Linked DNA regions of Homo sapiens: region 2 is linked to region 1. Evidence: chromatin contacts called from ENCODE Hi-C or POLR2A ChIA-PET data. All regions are on one chromosome and are shown on one strand. The core of a region is the stretch at or near the end of the contact, and the rest is flanking DNA. Distances in the headings are between cores, read along the strand shown. Region 1 overlaps PCDH9 (protocadherin 9). Region 2 overlaps PCDH9 (protocadherin 9).

Region 1 (5,832 bases), core at 295-2,794:
GAAAATGTTAAATATAATCACAAAAATAATTTAGAAATAGCTTATTTTCAACAATGAATCAAGGAGTGAAGAATATTTTCACCTTAGTTGATTGGATTACATCATGGTAAGATTCTTTGTGAACCAGAACAAACAGAAATTAAAATTGACTTTTGCTGCCAATTTTAAAATTTCATAATACTGCACATGTAATATATGCTTATATATATATATAAAGATATGTATATAAATATATAATGCATTCTCATATGATGGTCATTAGATGTAAAACCTGGGCCTACAGTTAGTCTTCAAATGTCTACAACTCACTAAGCACTCCTCTGGAGAGAACATGGACTATTCATGTTAATTAACTTTGATTGTTTGCATGCCCAAGGCTAGTGTCTTTATTCAACGAATACCTTTTGCTATGCATAGATAGAAAGACATTTTCTGGTAAGAACATACAGTCTAGAATAAAACAGATAGAAAATAACTTAGTATTACTTTAGGATGAGTCAGTGATTTTATAGGTAAAGTGAAGCAAAGCCCAAGGTATAAATTAATCCTTAATACCATTATATTGGCTTTAGTGGTACCACTCACTTACATTACCACTTCAATGAAATGTATCTAAACAACTTTCATGTTGTCTTTCAACATTTATGACGTATTTATTTATAACTAGTGTCAGAACATTTCATTGAAGTATTATAATATGGTTTATTGGTCCATCACCTTTTTCTCTCTTTCTAGAAAAAAACAAATATGACTATATGTTTAAAATCAAAGGGGAGGAAAAAAGAGTATAAGGCATTGACTAGTAGAACCTATTTTCTTTTTGAAAGAATTGTGCTGAAAACTTTAACATCTGTTGTGCTTGATTATTGGAGCTTTATTTTCATTGGCTTCTAAAATAATGCTGTTACATTCAAGCAAGTAGATTAAATGTTATTAGCTTTAATACCTTTTAAAACAAGTAATCTGTTGAAACGATAATGGAATTTAAAGTAAGTACATTTGTTAAATTTGTTTTTACACTATTGTGTTTTCCCTGTTGGCCACATGAATCTCTAAACCCGACATTGCTAATTACAATTATCATATACAGTATATGTATATGTGATTAACTTCACACTACACTTAAGGCAGACATAAAGGTAACTGAAGAACTCCACTGTCATGTATAATTCTATGAAGGAATAATTCTCTTTGTTATTTTATTTGTCTTAGAAACAAGAAAGATAGTTTTTTTCACATAAATTTATGAACCCATTAAAATAAAAAACGTAGACTGTAATGTTAATTTACTATGAGATGACAGGCATCTGGGTCTAATTAGGAAGAAGGAAGGAAGGAAGAAAGGCAAGAAAGAGAAAAGGAAGGAAAGAAGGAAAGAGAGGGAGGGATAGAGCAAGGGAAGAAACATGGATGGGAAAGATCCTAGAGTAATCTTTCCAATTAATACACACCAATTTAGATTTTCAGTTACTTAGGTTTGAAGAATTAGCTCCACCGTCATACATGGTTAGAGGCAAAGTTTCAATACTTCTTTTTGTGTCAAGACACCTGTCTTTTTACTTCAGTGCCAGAAGCGTTTAGCATCTTGTCACTGAAGAGACGCAGCCTGCACATTTATAGGTGTCACTCACTCTACCATCTGTTCCTTAGGATAACAGCCACCATTATCACCCAACCTCCACCTAAGGCTTTAACAATCTCTGTGGATTAAAGTTCAGATCTACAAGGAAGAATGGCTGGCAGTAATGCTGCTGTTCAACTTTGCTTGACCTTAACTCTCCTGCTGTCAATACTGTATTGCAGCCTGTTAACTCTCTTTTTCATCCTATGTGTATATTTCACTATAAAGTTCTTGATGTAGCAGTGAAACAATATAAGATCTTTTGCTCTGTTATTACCATTTTTGGTTCCCTTTTCACTTTCAGTTCACTGAAACACTCATGACTACATCTATAGTATCTTTAATAAATAAAGTTAAAGTGAATGAATCCTAATTAGATTTCAGTTCTGGTGTCACTAATCAGACAGTTTCGCAAATGGAACTAACCCAAACGGACACACACAGGCACACACACACACACACACACACACAAATTGAAATAAGAATGAAAAGGAGGAGATTGTGTTAAATGCCAGCAAATACAGGGTAATAAAGTATCTTAAGAATTTATTTAACATAATTTCACTTATTTTTCTTTTTAGTATAAAATGAATACAGTTTGATTATCTCTTCTCTAACATGCTTGGGACCAGAAGAGTTGTGTATTTGGAATTTGTTTAGTTTTTGAAATATTTGCATTATATACTGACTGGATCAGCATCCCTAATCCAAAAATTCAAAATCCAAAATGCTTTGAACATTCTTTGAGAATCATGTCAATGCTCAAGAAAGTTTCCAATTTTGGAGCATTTCAGATTTCCAGTTTTGGGATTTGGAATGCTCAATCTATCATACTACATATAAATATAAGATAAATTGATTAACAAATACTTGTTGCTAACACCTTTATGAAAGGTACTGCCTAACAAATAATTTATAAATAGCTTTAATTAATTAATTCCAGCCGATATATGACTGGGGGAAAATATCACAGTGCACCATATTCCCATTCTTTTATTAATTTACTTTCTCTCTTTATTGTTGATATGATGCTTCCTGATTAGGAGTAGTATTTTTATGCCTGTTTTTATTTTGGTGGCTTTTCTTCTTTCTATATAAGATATTCTGCCACATTCAAATGAAAGAGAAAAGGGAGGGTGTTCTGTTTACTCATTGCCAATCAAACTAATAAAAATGTTTTGCAAAGATGGTAAAACATGATAATGCTGTCAATTTAAAGCAGCTCATTACAGATGGAGTGTTTGCACTCATTTTGTTCTACAACTGAACTTTTACTGTGGCTATAAAACAGCATCTCTTTGTTACTACAAACACTGAATTCTGCTGAATCCTTTTGCTTTCCCCACTGATTTGTTTGTGTGCTCACTCGCTCATGGCTTTTGGAAGGATTCATCTCCTCTCTCCTCTGGGAAGCAGTAACTGCTGCCCAGTAATGTTCTAGGATGGCTGTCTGCACGCTGCCTCCTCCATTTTATAGGCAATATTAGCAAGTTAACCCATGATTTTTCAACAAAATAGATAGTTTAGGATTTTGCTTAAGGATGATATTTCCGTAAAAATTAGCACGGTGTTTGGAAGCATTTTCTACCAGTTTTCACTATCCCTTGGCTTAGGGGGCACTTGTGGCTATCATCTGCAGTTGGCTAGCACTTATATGTCATGCCCATTCCTGATCCATTTGAATGTGTGTGAAGAAAGCTTATTTATTCAGCCAGCTCCATTTATATACAGCATTGTGACATTTTTGTCATGTGTACAGAGGCTGGGGAAAAAGCAAAGTTGCAGACCCTTGTCTGTAAAACATGGAAGCCTACCATGGAACAACATGTCAAGGGGATATTCTCATTAATGCAGTGGTGTTACTTATACCTAATTAGTCTCTTTTGTTCAATTAGGACCAGTCATTTAAGCAGTACCCCAGTTTTCTGCTGATAGTGACAGCTTCCTCAAATTAGTTGGCTTCTCTGGTTTGAAAAATTAAATAAAAGTGTAACTGTGTTTTAGTTTGAGATGATATTGAGAAAAAGCAAACATAAAGCAATGTTTCTCATTTGATGGGTGCATAAGTAATAAACTGAAGAGAGATTTTTAGTAATATGCAGAATATAGGTTCACTGTAGAGAATTAATCCTTTCAACAAGTATCTGTTGAGCTTCTACCACACACTGTGAAAATGGTGAATAAAATAGTTCTTGCCTTCAAGAAGCACAAAGCCTAGGAGATATAGACATATAAATACATAATTATATTAGATGTGTGTTATTAATATAAAATTGATAAAAGTGTATTAACGGTTGAAGAAGAAAATAATTAGCACATTAGGAGAAGTAGGGAAATGCTAGGCAAGATTATAAAAAAGAAGTAAATTTTGATTTCTGTGGCAGATGAAGACTTTAAAAGATGGGTGAGCACTGGAGAAAAAAATTCTGTGCAATGATTATAAGAGGTGAGAAAACAAAGCAGTGAAATAATACAGCTTATTAGAGGAATTTAAAGAACTTCAGTAGAGCTAGTTCATAGGTTGAGATAAGGAGAAAGAGTTAGGGAAGTGGACAAAGAAATAATTAAGGGGATAGTTCCACACCATAATTAAGACTCTATCTCTCAGGTTACAGAGTTCTTTTGACTGGGAGTTATATTTTAAAATATGTGTTGCTCACATTTTTTTTCTAGTATTCTAGACCATTAGTTAGGCATTGCTCTAAAGACTTATTCAACCTACCCATATATAAATTTCATGGGGAAACTGGGGTTTCCCCGTGAAACCCCATTATCATCTTGGGGTTGATAATGATTTATGGTTATTTAAAAGTAATTTATACCCCATAATCTAAATATATGTAGGATTCCAATTAGACTCCAGCACTTTACCATAGTGACATAGTTCTTTCAGTTGTTCATCTTTGTCTGCTTTACGGTTATTAGAGAATAAATTCCTTATAGAACATAAAGTCCTAACCCTATAATAACAAACTTTCTAAGTAAACCATCAGTGTAAATTTTAAAACAATTTCACATAAATTGTAAATGTAGATAAATCGCTAAGTGCAATCTCTATGTATGCTATGGCGAATAAAACACATGTGATACTTTCTTTAAAATAACTCAACGTTAAACCTCTACTATATGAAGACATGTCTTTCATTTGTACATAATATAATCTCCCATATTAATATGTTTGCATTTATAGAGTATGTGCATTTAAATAAAAACACATATTGCTTATTTTTTTAATATGGGACATCACTGTATATAGAAAAGGACAGAAAGTTGTAACTTTCAGCAGGGTCTTTAAAGCCTTTTCCTAGCTAAGCTGGAACCTATTTCTCTAGCCTCATCTACCAATCTTATCTGACTAAAACATGGTGTCCTCAGGTCATACACACAGAATGCATTAAACAATGTGTTCTGTTTTTGTTTCTTGGGGGGTGTGTGTGTGTGTGTGTGTGTGTAAGAAAGGGAGGGAAGAAAAATAAGAAAAAATAGGGAAAGGAGGAAGAGAGCAAGAGAAAGATAAAAGAGGAGGAAGAAAATGACAGAGGATAAAAAGAGAGAAGAAAGTCATCCTTGGGAGTTCAACAAAGTCAGTCATTTTTTCTTGTTTTTCCAAATATGGGCATTAAATATTTACTACACTCTTAACCAACACAAATACAATCCTATGAAATGTATGGCTTTCTCTGCAAAACCATTAGTTCTAAATATAATTTAACCATAACCTTCTAATAATTTTTGAACATTAAATGCCGTAAATAATTTGATTTAAAAATATCAACTTTTTATGGCCACTGATTTTCTTGATCCAAATGCGTCTTTAAGACAGTCCCTAATCCCATCTTCTCTTCCTTTGGTCTTCCTTTCTCCTCTGGAGTATATGCAGGCATAGGTGTGCACAGACACTGAATCTAGACAAAAGACTAATGTTCCAGAGATAAGTGGTTCACCTTTCCATGAAAATTAGAAAGAGAAAAAGTGGCTCCCCATGCATTTGTATAATAGGTAGGCCTATTTGAAATGATCTCTTGGCAATAGAGGAGTTATCCTGGAGGAAAGTTTTGCCTAACGGAAATCTACCCTGGGCAACTGACCTCAGGGCTGCTTCGTTCAATTTGCTTCATCTTCATCGCCTTCCCAATATCAAACATCTTCATCTTAGACCCACAATATTTTCTACCTGAAGAAGGTGCTTTTAATTTGAAATGCCTGGTATA
Region 2 (5,952 bases), core at 740-3,239, 200 kb after region 1:
CCCCTCCAGCGGAATGATGCAAGCTGAAATTCATACCAAGCCTTCAGAAATCCTGTTTGCTTTCCTTGGCAGTGCACCAGCCTGACTCCATCTAAACAATGGTCTTCTTTTTAACTCCTGTTCCTCTTTGGTGACTTTAATTCATTTATTCTTTAATATATGTCAGCACACTTCTGTTGGAAGACGAGCTCTTTTAATTTTGCAACTCTTTAATTTGTTTCCACTTCACAACTCCCTGACATTCTTAGATAATTGTAATGGTTGGTTATATATTTATATATATAGGCTAATTGATTACTTATTTCAGGCATAAAGCCCTGAACAAGTTTGAACTAGTCACAGCAACAAACTGAACTGATAAAAATGCCTGCCTTAGAAGACAAAAAATAGCACAGAAGAGAAAACAGGCCACAGAATTTCCTCATTAAGGATCTTCTAGGGCCAAAGTATATCATATTGTCTATCAGTTGTCTTTATTAGCATGTAAATCAGAGATAAAGAGTGAAAGTGTTGCGTCACTTCAAGCTCTGACTCCTAAAAAAAAAAAAAAAGATCCTGAATGGACTACATCTAAAATGTAAAATAGCAGCAAAGAAGAAAACATGTCTGGCCATACCATATGTGAAGGAAATGTTTAACATTAAAGTTAAGACAATAAAATTTAAATTTCCCATGAAATGAACTCTAGAGGGGACAAAAAATAATTTGCAATCTTCATAAAGTGACTCGTCTCATGAAACAGAAGTATTGCTAACACTAGTTATCATTTCAGTGATTCCACAAAGAATTTCCCACTAAAAATACTTAGTTTTTATGTCATGGAATACATAGTCACCATTTATGAAATATATATTTAAAAGAATAAATGAACATATATTAAATTTAAAAACAATTAACCAAGAAAATGGTTGTATTTATTTTCCTGAATTTACCTGATATTTACTTGGGATACTGAATATGAAAACGTGACATCAATAATTCTAACTTCCTAAAAAATATATTTGCTGCTTGTAAGAGTAATCATTTCAGAAAGCAAAATTATTAGTATGATGATAAAATAAATGAAAAGAACTTGGGTAGCTTCTCTGCTTTTTACCTGAAGCTTCTGATTTACTTTGAAGGGACAGGGAATGGGGAGGCTGAATTAGTGGACCTCCCTACCAACTTGCACAAAGATGATGAATAGGGAAAAAGATTCAAAGTTTTGGCCACTATCATACCATTTACTATTTACTTTATCCTCCTCATACCTTGGTTTAAAATGCAGGACAGGCATACAAAAGCTAACAAGGGTGGGAGGAAAGCAATCAATGAGTGAATAAGCTGTGAAATAATCTGGTAAGAATCCTGATTTAGAAAATCATTTTTTAAAATTACGTATCTTATAATCACACGAAAAATATTTTCAATGGCTTGAGATAAATGGGATCAGAATTCTATAATCATTCAATTATATTAAGTCCCTTTAGTGGCTAGAGGGAAATTGGATTTGCTGATTGATTGATCGATTGATTGTCTACGGCATTTGCATCAGCCGAGATCTAGTTGGAATACAGAGAGCCCGTTAGTTGTTTAAACAGAGAGAATTTAACATGGGGAATTGTTAATTGTTGGAGGACTAAAGGTACAAATAAAAAGTGAGAAAAAGAAAGAAAGAAAAAGGACACTGATGTAGCCTAGTAATGAAAAATTGCGAGAAAAACTAGAATACCTGTAGAGCTTAGGAAACAGAAGGAAGGATTTCGGAGTTATCAGAGACTAAAAGTCTGGCACAGAGCCCTATGGAATTGGGACTCAGCCTTCCACGGAGAGGAAACTGACTGGCGACTCTTGGTAACTCCAAGAGAGAGTGATGAAACTGATTCCAGGAATGCAAAAAAGAAACCAAGAAACTGGCACTGCAACCAGCAAATGGCTGCTGCCAGGATGAAGTGCCATTGCTGCGGCAACCCTGAAAGGAACGGCCTGCAAAGCCGGACGCAGTAGCTCCCCTCACCCCGCCATTCGGTCTCCCTCTAGCGTGCCCTACTGGCCAAACTTATTAAGAAGCCAGATGGCAAAGCGGATATGCAGAGCGCTGAGACTAGCCCGGGGAATCACAAAGCTGGTGGGTTTGGAGCTGAAAGATAACAGCTTAAAAACTGGCACTGACGTTGAATTAAGGAAATTAAGATGTGATAACTGATAAGAATTCTTTCATTCTAAATCATAATATTATTCTGTGGTAAAAACAAGCTGAGGTACTGACTCCAGAAATAGAGCTGAGCCTGTCCAGAGGCTAGATGGCTGGGGACTTCTGAGAGCAACAGAAAAGATGAAAATGTTCAAAGCACAATTTTGTCATCTGATCTCCTTTTTTGAGTCTCCTTTGAAAGAATCACTTCCTCGGTGCTTCAGTGACATTCTCTATAAAACTGTACTGACTTTTTACCCTACTCTACGCTATATATAAATATAAGCCAAAACCACATAGGACCTGGCTATATTTGGTATGCCTCATCTATCATGGATAGTTAATTTGTGCATTCATCTTTTAAAACTAATAATGAATTTCTAAAACCTTTTAAACGGGCTTAAGTTTTGTAATCCATTTACGGAACATGCCTGCAATGAAAAATTAATTATTAAACAAGAGCCTTGGGAGGACATCAGCGGCCTTGTCACCCACGCACTTGATTGATAACATGTCAGTTTCCAGACCACGGAGGGTGCTGACAGCTCTCAAATTTAAACCCGGAAGGGTAATGCTAAGCATGTCATGGCATAAGTCACATTTTTAAATTATTTTTTATTAAATGTTAGATAGAATAAATTCATCCATGCCTCTCAAACTCAGCCTGATTAAATGAGCTGGCACTCTTTCAAATGTAAAGCATGGTTATGGCTTCTCAAGGGCATCGGAAAGGCTGAAGCATAAGACACGGTAAATACAAAAGGCAAAAGAGGTGGACAGTGATATATTCACAAGCACCACGGGCGAAGTGAGGTTTTTAAAAATGCTGAGGCTAACAAAACAAGGGCAGCACGGTCCCCAAATGGTAAATGCACCTGCAGTGAGAGACTCTGCTTGAGTGCTGGTGCATAAAAGTGTCCACCACTAAGGGAAAAAAACAACAGTAACAACAACAAAACCCTAAGAAACAGAAAGGAACAGCTGTAACCAATTTTCAAACCCTAAGTTTTGAGGTTGGGTTAGGAAGTTAGAATTGTTCCATGTTTGTGTCAGTTCTACCCTTTAATTTCACAAAGTTAAGATGGTTTTCTGTGACTATAAAAAAAGAAAAGAACATCTGTTATAGTGTGTCTTCCTGTAGCAAAGACTACTGCTTCTTGAGCTTTTCTTCTTTCAGGCAAACCTCAATCTCATTCTATAAAAAGATTGAAAAATTATGTATATCAAATATACTCGAGCAGTTCAGAGAGAACATATCATCTGCATTACTGCTGTCTAAAAATCCTCTGATATACTGAATTCAAACTAAAAGAACCTAAATGAAGAAAACAATAATTTACTTAGACCCAACTGGGTCACAATATTTGAAAAATGATACAGATTATTTTCTCTGTATACTATGAATTATTGTATTAACTTCATTTATTTTTTTTCAATAATTATTTGCAATTAATTCGGCTGATGGGCTAAACTCTCCAGAAGATACAAATATGTGAACAACACTGTCTAGTCTTGCAGAGCTTTGTATTTAATGGGAAGATACAGTAAAGGAAAATGTTCTGTCTTATCTGAGAGGCACAAGGAAAGTGCTATGTAAACTGAAGCTTGGGTTCTCAGAAGAGGTTTCATTAAGAGAATATCTTACCAGCGGGACATTTTATTGAATGTTACTATTTTTCCAGGTAGTTGGAGTACATTGGTGAATAGTCACCACTCTCTGCCCTTGTGAAGCTTGTATTCTAGTGAGTACAGACAAGTAATATTCAATACACAGTAATAAATATGTTATATGACATGTTAGAACATTAGTGTTTAAAAAAAAAAGAAAAAGCACAGGATAGTTGGGATTCTGAGTTCTTCATGCTGGGAATGAGTGATTATAGTTTTAATTAGGGTGGGTGAGGTAGGCCTCACAGAGAAAGAGATATTTGAAAAAAGATTCTACTACATTCTTTCAACTTTTAAACTAAATAAATTTAATTGTTAAAGAATAAGTAATTTGATATGTGAAGAATTTTAATAAGCATTGCTAGTGTGAGAGTGTTTCAAGAAAGGAAATAGCATCAACATTATAAATTAAGTTTATGTGTATGCTCAGTGCCTAGTACCAAACTGACATACAGTAAGCACACAAAAATGTTTACTGAATAAATGTACAAGTAAACTGATAGTATTATGAAATCCCTGAATGAATGTGTCTAAATGTGAATAGTACTGTTTGGCTAGTAAGTGTCTGGTTTCTTGCAGAATCGTAAAAGAAAAAGCTAACAAGTTAGGTGGAGACCTTACTCCAAATGCAAAATTAAAGGATTTTTATAGAAAATTCAGTATAGAATTGAAAACTAAGTTTTTAGCATCAAGGAAGAAAAGAACAGAGAAAAAGAGTTGTTGACAGGAATAGCATTGTGCTTTGAAGTGGTGGTTAAGTTTGATTAGATATGAAAGACACTGGAAATGTGGGAGGTGATTATTAGACTCCTAAATACCCCTTTCAAGAGATAACACAGACTTAAGGTAATATTATCATATTGGAACTTGAAAACTGGGCTATATCCAAAAGAAACTTATCCATTCATTCATGGAATCTTTTATTTAGGAAGTGTGTTCGTTCATTTGCATTGCTATAAACGAATACCTGAGGCTGGGTAATTCATAAAGAAAAGAGGCTTATCTGGCTCATGGTTCTACAGGCTGGACAGGAAGCATGGTCTGGCATCTACTTCTGGTGAGGGCCTCAGGAAATTTACAATTATAACAGAAGGTGAAGGGAAGCCAGCATATCACATGGCAAGGGCAGGAGCAAGAAAGGGAGGGAGAAGGTGCCAGGCTCTTTTAAGCAACCAAATCCTATGTGAACTCATAGAGGGAGAACTCATTACCAGGAGGACAGCACCAAGCCATTCATGAGAGATGCACTCCCATGACCCAGACACCACCCATTAGGCTCGTCACCAACACTGGAGGTCTGTTTTGTTTTGTTTTGTTTTGTTTTGTTTTGTTTTGTTTTGTTTCTGAGACGGAGTCTCACTCTGTTGCCCAGGCTGGAGTGAAGTGGCACAATCTTGGCTCACTGCAAACTCCGCCTCCCGGCTTCAAGCCATTCTCCTGCCTCAGCCTCCCGAGTAGCTGGGACTACGGGCGCACATCACCATGCCTAGCTAATTTTTGTATTTTTAGTAGAGACGGGGTTTCACCATGTTGGCCAGGCTGGTCTCGATCCCCTGACCTCGTGATCCGCCTGCCTTGGCCTCCCAAAGAGCTGGGATTACAGGCATGAGCCACCGCGCCTGGACTGGAGGTCATATTTCAACATGAGATTTAGAGGGAACAAAACAACCAAACCATATCAGGATGAAAAGAAAGAAAAAATAAAAATTCTGGGCCAGGTTACATGAAACACTAGAATAGAGGATGAAACCTGTCAGTTTGTGTTTGTTTGTTTGTTTAATTCTCTTAGCACTCACAATGCAATCATAAAGATATGTAGATGCAGATTGTGATTTTTGATATTATACAATGAGAGTGCAAAGTGATATGAGAAAATTTTATATGAAGAATTATCTAAATTGGACACCCACTGGGGCCTTCAGGGTAAATAATGATTAATCCAGTTTAGAGAGTGGCAACAGTGTCCACAAGTGAGAAGAGAATGTGCCAGGGCCCGAGGAACAAATCAAGGAGATTAGAAGAGGGCAGGAATAGCAAGGAGATGATAATCTGGAGATTGTTGGTTTAAGGAGTTCTTGGAATTGAAGAAAATTAATAGCAATGTGTCAACC

The links. Hi-C counts contacts between places; a loop is a spot of excess contacts on that map. ChIA-PET counts read pairs that join two places held with the same protein, here RNA polymerase II (POLR2A). Pooled maps may share reads with other maps.
Region 2: a loop to region 1 is called in a map of OCI-LY7, with 9 times the contacts of the local background. The contact joins two enhancer-like sites. A Hi-C loop is called at or near these places in 1 of 168 maps with a recorded cell type or tissue (OCI-LY7) and 3 of 50 pooled maps. POLR2A ChIA-PET finds 5 or more read pairs at or near these places in 2 of 52 experiments (OCI-LY7 and WTC11).

What each region holds. Positions count from the first base shown.
Region 1 is chr13:66,792,912-66,798,743 of GRCh38, forward strand. The region is part of intron 3 of PCDH9 (protocadherin 9); the gene reads right to left. Among named protein-coding and RNA genes, the nearest start is that of PCDH9-AS2, 29 kb to the right of the region's middle. Within about 2 kb of position 1,545, at least 2 of the 41 ENCODE cell types and tissues checked have a DNase peak (open chromatin) inside an H3K27ac peak, as active enhancers do; they include OCI-LY7, where a contact is called at or near this core.
Region 2 is chr13:66,992,367-66,998,318 of GRCh38, forward strand. The region is part of intron 2 of PCDH9 (protocadherin 9); the gene reads right to left. It overlaps PCDH9-AS4 (PCDH9 antisense RNA 4), which reads left to right. Exons shown (of 3, transcript NR_046637.1): 2 at 3,856-3,915. Among named protein-coding and RNA genes, the nearest start is that of PCDH9-AS4, 4.5 kb to the left of the region's middle. Within about 2 kb of position 1,990, at least 8 of the 41 ENCODE cell types and tissues checked have a DNase peak (open chromatin) inside an H3K27ac peak, as active enhancers do; they include OCI-LY7, where a contact is called at or near this core.